2 separate regions of the Homo sapiens genome follow, and region 1 is linked to region 2. A link is a contact called in ENCODE Hi-C or POLR2A ChIA-PET data. All regions are on one chromosome and are shown on one strand. Each heading gives the region's core, a stretch centred on a gene start or an enhancer-like site at or near the end of the contact. The rest is flanking DNA. Distances are from core to core; before and after follow the strand shown. Region 1 holds the start of NUP210 (nucleoporin 210). Region 2 has its middle 160 kb from the start of NUP210.

Evidence for each region. Hi-C counts contacts between places; a loop is a spot of excess contacts on that map. ChIA-PET counts read pairs that join two places held with the same protein, here RNA polymerase II (POLR2A). Pooled maps may share reads with other maps.
Region 1: a loop to region 2 is called in a pooled map, with 5 times the contacts of the local background. The contact joins the promoter of NUP210 here to the enhancer-like site in region 2. A Hi-C loop is called at or near these places in 1 of 37 single-sample maps with no recorded cell type and 3 of 50 pooled maps. POLR2A ChIA-PET finds 5 or more read pairs at or near these places in 3 of 52 experiments (AG04449, WTC11 and activated CD8-positive, alpha-beta memory T cell).

The regions. Positions count from the first base shown.
Region 1 is chr3:13,418,670-13,423,247 of GRCh38, forward strand. It overlaps NUP210 (nucleoporin 210), which reads right to left and starts at 1,653. Exons shown (of 40, transcript NM_024923.4): 1 at 1,391-1,653. The coding sequence starts at 1,557. RefSeq lists silencers at 868-1,437, 1,488-1,887.
Region 2 is chr3:13,259,320-13,263,675 of GRCh38, forward strand. It overlaps a transcript of IQSEC1 not described here. Among named protein-coding and RNA genes, the nearest start is that of NUP210, 160 kb to the right of the region's middle. RefSeq lists an enhancer at 875-1,655. Within about 2 kb of position 2,797, at least 5 of the 41 ENCODE cell types and tissues checked have a DNase peak (open chromatin) inside an H3K27ac peak, as active enhancers do.

The DNA.
Region 1 (4,578 bases), core at 403-2,902, 160 kb after region 2:
CCCAGCTACTCGGGAGGCTGAGGCAGGAGAATCGCTTGAACCGGGGAGGCGGAAGTTGCAGTGGACAGAGATCGCGCCATTGCACTCCAGCCTGGGCAACAAGGGCTGGAGTGCACTCTAAAAACAAACAAACAAACAAACAAAATTAGCCAGGTGGCCTGCACCTGTAATCCCAGCTACGAGGCGGGAGAATCGCTTGAACCCGGGAGGTGGAGGTTGCAGTGAGCCGAAATCGCACCACTGCACGTCAGCATGGACGACAAAGCAAAACTCCGTCTCAAAAAAAAAAAAAAAAAAAAAAAAAGAAAGAAAGAAATAGGGCAAATAGTGCAAGCAACAGAGAAAGCTGGCTGGTCTGAGCTTCGGGCATCACACTTACATACACGCACAGACTAATACTCAAACAGGCTTGACACACACATGTCCAGGCTTACACACATGGCTGTCACGTGGTCACACCCCGTTCTGCCTCAACCTTGACCCAGTCTTGAAACAGAAATAAAGGGAGCAACTACTGAGCATCCTGGGGGTGGGAAGGGCGGAAGCCCATCTTTTCACCCCTAGGACGGCTGGGCTGGGAAGCTAAGGGCGCTCAGTCGTGCCCACGCAGCCTTGCCAGGGGCAGGAGCTCCATTTCCCCTGGTCTGCAAAATGGAAGGGCTGGACTGCACCGCCCTGTCAGTGTCGGTCTCTGGTTTCATGGGTCCCTGTGGTTCCACAGGGTCACACTCCGCATCCGACCCCTTGGAGAACTCCCAACCCGAGAGGGAGGGTGATGGAAATGCCCTGAGCATCAGGACCCGCGCCGAGGCAGCCTGAGGGGAAGCGCCGGCCTGCCTCGTCTCACTTCGCCTCTGTAAAGCGGCCCCTGGGCTTCCCTCCAAAACTCCTTTCCTCCAGGGTCTCCGTTCCTCCCCGCGACGCTAGGCGCTGCGCTTCGTTTCACAGACTCACTTCCCACGCCAGGGCGAGGGCGGTCACAGACAAACCCGAGCTGGGGTCCCAGACTCAAGGGAAGTGCGGCCCAGCTGCCCCGGCGCCCCCTCCCGGGTCAGGCCGGCTCGGGCCCGGCCGGCTTGGGCCCTGCGGTCCCAGACGCCGCTCCCCAGGCCACCCCTCCTCCCGCACAACCCAGAACACGCGGGTCACGGCCGCCAGGCTGCGCCCGCTCTGCTCGCGCCTCAGCGGCGCGGAGGCCCGGACGGCGCCATGACATGAGCAGTGGTGGCGACCCACGCGCACCCGCCGCTCCGAGTGCTGCAGCCTAGCGCCCAGCGAGAGCGCGCCGCGCACCTGCCGGCTCTGCCGGCCTCCCGGCGCCCGCCCAGCCTCTCAGCGCGAAGGCCCAGCCCGGCCCACGGCGCCCGCCCGGCCCGGCCGCGCGCCTCACCAGCGGTAGCAGCCCTCCGAGGCCTCCAGCGTGAAGTTAACGCGCGTGGCCCGCGTGAAGGGCAGCAGCACTTTGGGGATGTTGAGCTTGGCCGCAGCGGCGGAGGGGCCCGCCGCCAACAGCACCGACAGCGTCAGCAGCAGCAGCCCCCGGCCCCGCGCCGCCATCCTCGCCGCGCGTCACCTCCCGCGACCCTGCGCCCGGCCGCCCGCGCCGCCCCGTTGCCCTCCGCTCCCGCCCGCGCGCGCGCCAGGCCAGCAGGTGATGAGCGCGGGGGCGGGGCGAGGGCCGTCGGCGGCCGCCGCTTCCTGGGCCTGAGCGCGGGAACTCTGGGGGCCGAGCTCGCGGCGACCCCACCCCCAGCCCGGCCCTCGCGCAGGGACGCGGGGCTGGGGGATGGGCGCGCGCCCGGGCCCCCGGAGCTGAGGGAGAAGGCTTGGGGCGCGCCCGCGGGGACCCCTGGACCCTAGAAGTCCCAAGGGGGAGCCCCCGGGGCGCCCCGCAGCACGCATCCCGCCCTGGTATTTGCCCCTGGCGGTGGAGCCAAGCCGCCGGCTTTGGACCTTGCGCTCTGGCCCGGACCCACGGTCAGCAAGGAAGGGACACATGCCCCAGGACATTTGGGATGCAGAAAACCGGCGCCTGCCTTGTCCCAGCCCATGCTTCCCAGAAGAGGGACCCCGGGCTCGCAAAGGGAAGCCACCTGCTGAAGCGCTGAAGGCCCGGGGCCCGCTCCCCCTCGACCCCCTCACACCCTTTCCAGAGAGGCCTTAAGATTCCCATTTCTCCAGGAAAAAACCGGTTGAATGGCCCCCAGATCACTCAGCCAGAGAGCCCCAAGCTCTTGTCCTCCGCACTGCACCCCCTGCGGAAGCCATTAGAGGTTACCTATAGGTCATTTAGGGCGCCAACGCTGCCAGAGCACAACCCCCTCCACGGCCCCCACACCCACAAAAGAAAGTTTAGCACCGCGGAATCCACCTGCACACCAATGGAAGGCCTTAGATTCCGCGCTGTGCTCTGTGGCTTTTAGCTGTCTGTCGTGAATTGCATGAAGGCATGCGTCAGCAGGCACCTGACTGCTTGGTGCCGCTAAAATATGAATCTAGCCTTGCAGAGAAGGCCCAGCCTAGCGGGAGGTCAGGAAAGGGTGGGGTGAGGGTGCACTGGCCGGCTGTCTGAGGAGTGCAGGAAGTGGATGCTGACTGTAACCAGGAAGACACACAACGATGCCACTGGGTGACCAGGAAGGAGAGGATAAATGTCAGTAAGGCTAGGAAGGCTTTTTGGAGGCGGCGGCCCCTGGGTTGGGCATAGACACCGCACTGGGCTTCAGCGAGGCCCGCATAGGCTGAGCCTGCCCCTCAGGGATCATGGGGCTTTTGGATGGTGATGCGGGGTGTTTGGGGTCACCCTCGAAGCCTGAGGGCCCTAGACCAGGGAATGTGTGTGTTGGGGGAAATCTCTGGAGATAACCAGAACTAAGGGGGTGAGGGTCGGCCCTGTGTGGAACCAGGTGCTCTGGGAGGGGAATTCCAACGGGCTCCCTTTGAAGAAACAAAAAACAGACTTGCGCGGAAAAGGCAGCCTCAGAGGGTATTTGTGAGGAAGTCTGTGGGTGTCTTCTGGGTTGCACAAGATTGATTTGTTTTCCAACAGGTAATCCAGACAGATGGTTGAAACTTAGGCTCAAAAGGGTTCCAAGTGAAAGTGATTCCTCTCCCTCCCCATCACCCAATACCCTTCCCTACAGGCAATGAGTGTTTCCCACTTGAGTATACATCCAGAGAAATTTTATGCATAAACAAGCATATATATATATAAAACATGGCACACATGCACACACATACACATACATGCACACACATATGTATATATGAAATATGGCACATATACATACATATACATATGTCTTGCGAGGCAGGTAAATCTCACTCTTGGACATATATCCTAGAGAAATGAAAAGTGATGTTCCCACAATCACCTGTACATAAAACATTCATAGCAGCTTTATCAAATAGGCCCAAACTGGAAACAGCACAGAGGTCCTTCATGGGTGATGATTAAATACTGTGGCACATCTATGCCATGGAATATTATTCAGCAAAAAAAGAAATGAACTGCTAATACATCCATCTTGGATGAAGCTCCAGGGAATTATACGGACTGGAAAACAAACACTACAAAAGCACAAAAGGTTACATACTGTAAACTTGCTTTTATACAAGATTATTGAGTTGGCAAAATTATAGAAGTATAGAGCAGGTGAGTGATTGTGGGGTCAGGGGCGGCGTGGCATAGGAAGTGATGTGGCTATAAAAGGTCAACATGAGGAGTCCCTGGGATGGAAGTGCTTGGTGGCTTGACTGTATCAATGTCCATTTCCTGGTTGTGATATTATCCCATAGTTTTGCAAGATGTCTACTAGTGGAAACGGGGTAAAGGGCACATATTATAGCATCTCTCTTGTTATTTGTTACAACTGCATGTAATCTACAATTATCTCAAAAAAAGAATCATACAAACAGGCCCAGCAAAACACATCTGAGTGGACACAGCTTGCTAAACAACTACGTTTCAGGTGATTTAAGGCAATCAGGAAATTTTCCCAGCAGAAAACAATCCATGGAAGACAACAAAATGGGCCGGGTGCGGTGGCTGTCACCTGTAATCCCAGCACTTTGGGAGGCCAAGGTGGGCAGATCACCTGAGGTCAGGAGTTTGAGACCAGCCTGGCCAACATGGCAAAACCCTATCTCTACTAAAAATACAAAAAGTCGCCAGACATGGTGGCATGCATCTGTAATCCCAGCTACTGGGGAGGCTGAGGCAGGAGAATCACTTGAACCTGGGAGGTGGAGGTTGCAGTGAGCTGGGATCAAGCCACTGCACTACAGCATGTGCAACAAGAAACTCCATCTCAAAAAAAAAAAGGCAACAAAATGATGGGTAAAACATTTTCCATCTGAGATTTTATCCCTTTACGTTGTCCTTAAACTTGCCCCCAGACCCCATTTCACTTGCCTACAAACCTGGTATGAGATGGTATTTGGGGCCAAGCCAGGGGTCCATGTGTAGGGGCCACCCCCACCTTCTCTGTGGGCTGTTTCCACTCCCTGGCATTGGGCCCCTTCTTTGGGTGTCAGTGTTTATCTGAGATGCAGGGAGCCAGCCATGGACAATGGCCT
Region 2 (4,356 bases), core at 1,547-4,046:
GTATTCTCTAAGTGCAGAAACCAAGGCACAGCCCGAGGTCACCAAGCCTGTGAGCAGCGTCAGGGGAACTGACTGCTGGCCTGCACTAAGCCCAGTGCCATATTCTCCCCTGCACCCCATCAAAACAGTGGCGGGTGAGATAGCACTGTCATCGCCGGCCACGTCCTCATTTCCAGAAGCCCAACCTCCGAATCAGGGAAATACAGCCGACTCCCCAAGGCCTTCGAGGCGGGCTGATGGATGCAGTGTTTAAGCCATAACTGTTTTCACTAAGTGTTCATTAACTTGATGATTGCAGAAGACCCACTAGGCTGTTCGTTGCCATTCAAAACCAGCAGCTCCACAACCATCTCCTTGGGTCCATGGGGTCTCCCACAAACCTCCTTTCTTCCTGCCCTCCCGTGGGAGCCTCCAATGCTTACCTCCACCTGCTTCCACCTCTGGTCATCCACAGATGCCACAAGGGGATGCAAGCCATGCAGCCAATGCCACCCAAGAAAAGGTCAACGGGGCTTGCTTGTTGTGGCGCTCAGCGGGAGAAGTTTCTACCATATACAGTTATTAATGACTTTATTTATATACCAATATTTAGTTCTGCTTGCAATTAAGCAGATCTGCTTTCAAAATATGACTAATTAGAACAGTCGTGCTGGCAGGCAGACTTCTGCAAGGAATCACATTGTTCTAGCAAAAGTTGTGCCTGCCAGAGGCAAAACCAGGAGCTGGATCTCAGGAAGCAGCCTTGGCTCACCACGCCTGGAGGACAGTGCCTTGCAGGGCTGGAGGAAGAGGGGGAAGGAGGATGAGAAAAGAGAGTGAGGGAGACAGAAAAGAGAGGTGAAAGCGTGGAGGAGGAAGGGAAGAGGGTGGAGGGAAGGAAAGTTGCAACCCTCAAGCCCAGAGGCTTAATTTGTATGATGCTAGTTAACGATGTTCTCTGGCCTGACATTTGCTGCTGCTTGGAAGCCAACCAGAAAGGTATGGGGTTGCCTAACTCCCAGGTTGACATTTTGAAGGAAGCCAGAGAAGGGGCACCTATGCAGTGATGCAGAAACGCAGATCAATACACGACGGGCTGATGTGCAACACCCCCATTAATCCCTGAATGGCTTCTGTCCTCACAATACTCTCATTTCTGTCCAGTAGGGGCATGATTTTCTCATCTTTCACTGAGTGACAATTTTTGATCAAAACAGGTGCATCTGGCAAAGACAGCCAAAGCCCACGTTCCTAAGGGAATCTGCAAAAGTCCTGGTGTCCCAGGCTGCCTGAGAAGCAGCACCCCTCACCGATGCCTGAGTCTACCATCAAGGCCTGACCCGCCGCTGCCTCTTCCAACTCCAGCTCTGTGCCAGACACTATGCAGGGACTGAGGACACAGAGACCACGATGGCCAAGAAGCTGACCTTGGTGCCGGCTCCACAGTCCTCCTGGCAGGGTGCACGGGGCGTGGAAGGAGAAAGCCACATTGTCCTGGGGCCCGGGAGACAGGCCCAGCCAAGGAGGCTGAAAGCTTTGAAGGAAGAGGAGAGTGGAGGGGGTCCTCTGTGCTGAGCAGGACACATGGTGCATATGAGGAGTCCCCAGTGCTGGGCAGTGCAGAGGCCACCCAGCCCCCACAGCAGAGACTGGTGGAAATGAAGGGTTGAGAGGTGTGGGGACTGGGGATGGCCAAGGTCTTCCCTGACCGACGGCCTCAAGCTGCCATCACTCTCTCCCTACCTCCCAAGAGTGAGGGACAGATTTTTCAGAGGCGAGGACATGGCACTTGATTTGTATATAGAAAGATCAGCCTGACCAGCTATAGCGGACACTGGGGAGGCCGCCCAGGCGCCCTCCAGGACCTGTTCCCTGTCCCCGCCTGCCAGGAGTGCTGGCTGCTGAGGGCTCCCAGCTGAGTACCACTTGAGGACTGTCCTTGGCCAAGGTCACGCCTCCCTCCCCCAGGGGCCACACACAATGTCCGGTCGATGTGGAGGGACAAAGGGCAGTGCCCTGGCCTTGATTAGGGACACCCCTTCAGAGCCTTCCCAGCTCCAGAGCTCTGGTGGCATTGGCTATGGGAGGCCTCTGCAGAGACCACGCCATGCCCCTCGATGCCCCCTCTACCCATCCAGCCCCTCGAATGAGTGCTGTGCCCGAGAGCTCCCAGTGTATCCCCTTTCACACAAATCCCATCTTAGAGCCTGTTCCCGGAGAACTCAACCCCAGACAGCGAGCAAAGCCCCAAGTCTCCAGAATCATGTCCTCTGCAGTCTGTTCCCATCTCCCCCATCCCCCACCCCCGTCATCACATGTGCTGCAAGGAGCTGGTGACCAAGCATCTGTCCCCTGAGCTCCCAGGGCAGAGCCAGGGATGCATGGTCCCTGAGAGCTTACAGAGTTGAAGCCTCACCCCAAAATCCCCAATAAATCTCCCCTTGACAACATACCCGTGAAATTCACCCATGAAATTCACACAGCTCAGTTCCTTCCATAATTTATGGCACTCAATGCTACAAGCCTTGTTAGGCAAGACCCTGGGTGGCTGCGTCCCTAGCAGGTGAGCCAGAAGCCAACGTAAAAATGCCGTGCTCTGGGATTTTATGGATTTGTAAAATATCTGCCCAGTTTTTCCTTGGGCAACTTTCATAAATCAGTACACTTGACATCTTGGGAAAATAGGCAGCTCCTGTAAGAGCGTGAAGCCATTTTTGCACTCACTGCTGTAAACTCAGGCAACAGGAACAAGCACCTTTTCCTGTGACCATAAAGCCAGGCCTGGAGCAGGCCAGCTCCCTGGTGTGCTGGATGCTCAAGAGTCATGAGCCGCTGGACCTGAGCCACACTTCCCCAGGTGAACGGGGTCAGTCCTGAGAGGACAATATGAGCCACGATAACAACTGACCACATACTATGCACCGGGGTCTGTGCGCTCAACACTTTCCTGTCTTCTTCCTCAGCAGGATGAAGACCTTGCCTCAAAAATAAATACATAAATACATAATGAAAATTGTTTTCAAAAAAAGGAGGTGAGGGAGCAAGCCTGTCCCCGTCCCTCTTAGGGTAGGAGCCAGCACACTGGAGGGGCCTGGGGCTATCCTGAAACCATTCCTGTCTTTACCCACCATTCCACTGCCACAGTTTCCTGGTCTATAAAATGCAGATAGTAACACCTGCCTTGAGGGTTACGCTAGGACGGAGTTCGTAGAGCTAGAAGGACCTGCCACATCACCCCAGCACCCAGCAACCCCATTTCCTGGTATGTTCCCCCAAAAGAACTGAAAGCAGGGTCTTGAAGAAGTGTTAGCACACCCAATGCACATGGCTTCATTCACAATAGCCAAAAGGTGGAAACACCCAACTGTGCAGCAACAGATGACCGGATAAACAAATGTGGTCTGTCCACACAATGGAAAGTTACTCAGCCTTAAAAAGGAAGGAAATTCTGATCCATGCTGGAACATGGGTGAACTTGGAGGACATTGTGCTGAGTGAATAAGCCACTCACAAAAGAACAAATATTGCAGGATTCTCCTTGTGTGCAGTCCCTAGAGCAATCCAGTTCACAGACACAGGAAGTGGCTGGGGGAGGGGAGGGGGAGTGAATGTTTAACAGGGGCAGAGTTTCAGTGTGGGAGGATGAAGAGTTCTGGAGCTCGGTGGTGAACACGGTTGCACAACAATGTGAATGTTCCCAGCACTTTGGGAGGCCAAGGTGGACAGATCACATGAGGCCAGGAGTTCGAGACCAGCCTGGTAAACATGGTGAAACCTTGTCTCTACTAAAAATATACAGAAATTAACTGGGTGCAGTGGTACATGCATGTATTCCCTGCTACTCAGGAGGCTGAGGCTTGAGAATCTCTTGAGCCTCGGAGGCAGAGGTTGCAGTGAGCCATATCACACCACCGCACTTCAGCCTAGGTGATAGATCGAGACCCTGTCTCAAACAAAACAAAACAAAACAAAACAAAAAACCAATGTGAATATACCTAATGCCATTAAACTACACACTTAAAAATGGTGAAAAGGTGAATTTTATATTTTGTGCATTTATCACTATTTTAAAAGATAAAATACACAACCCTCCTTTGGGGGGAAAAAAGTACCTGACACTTTTTTTTTTGGGGGGGGGGGGAAAGTACCTGACACTTTTTTTTTTTGAGAGTCATGCTCTGTCACCCAGGCTGAAGTGCAATGGCGTGATCTCCACTCACTGCAACCTCCACCTCCTGGGTTCAAGCGATTCTCTTGCCTCATCCTCCCAAGTAGCTGGGATTGCAGGCACGCGCCACCACGCCCGACTAATTTTTTGTATTTTTAGTAGAGATGGGATTTCACATGTTGGCCAGGCTGGTCTTGAACTCCTGACCT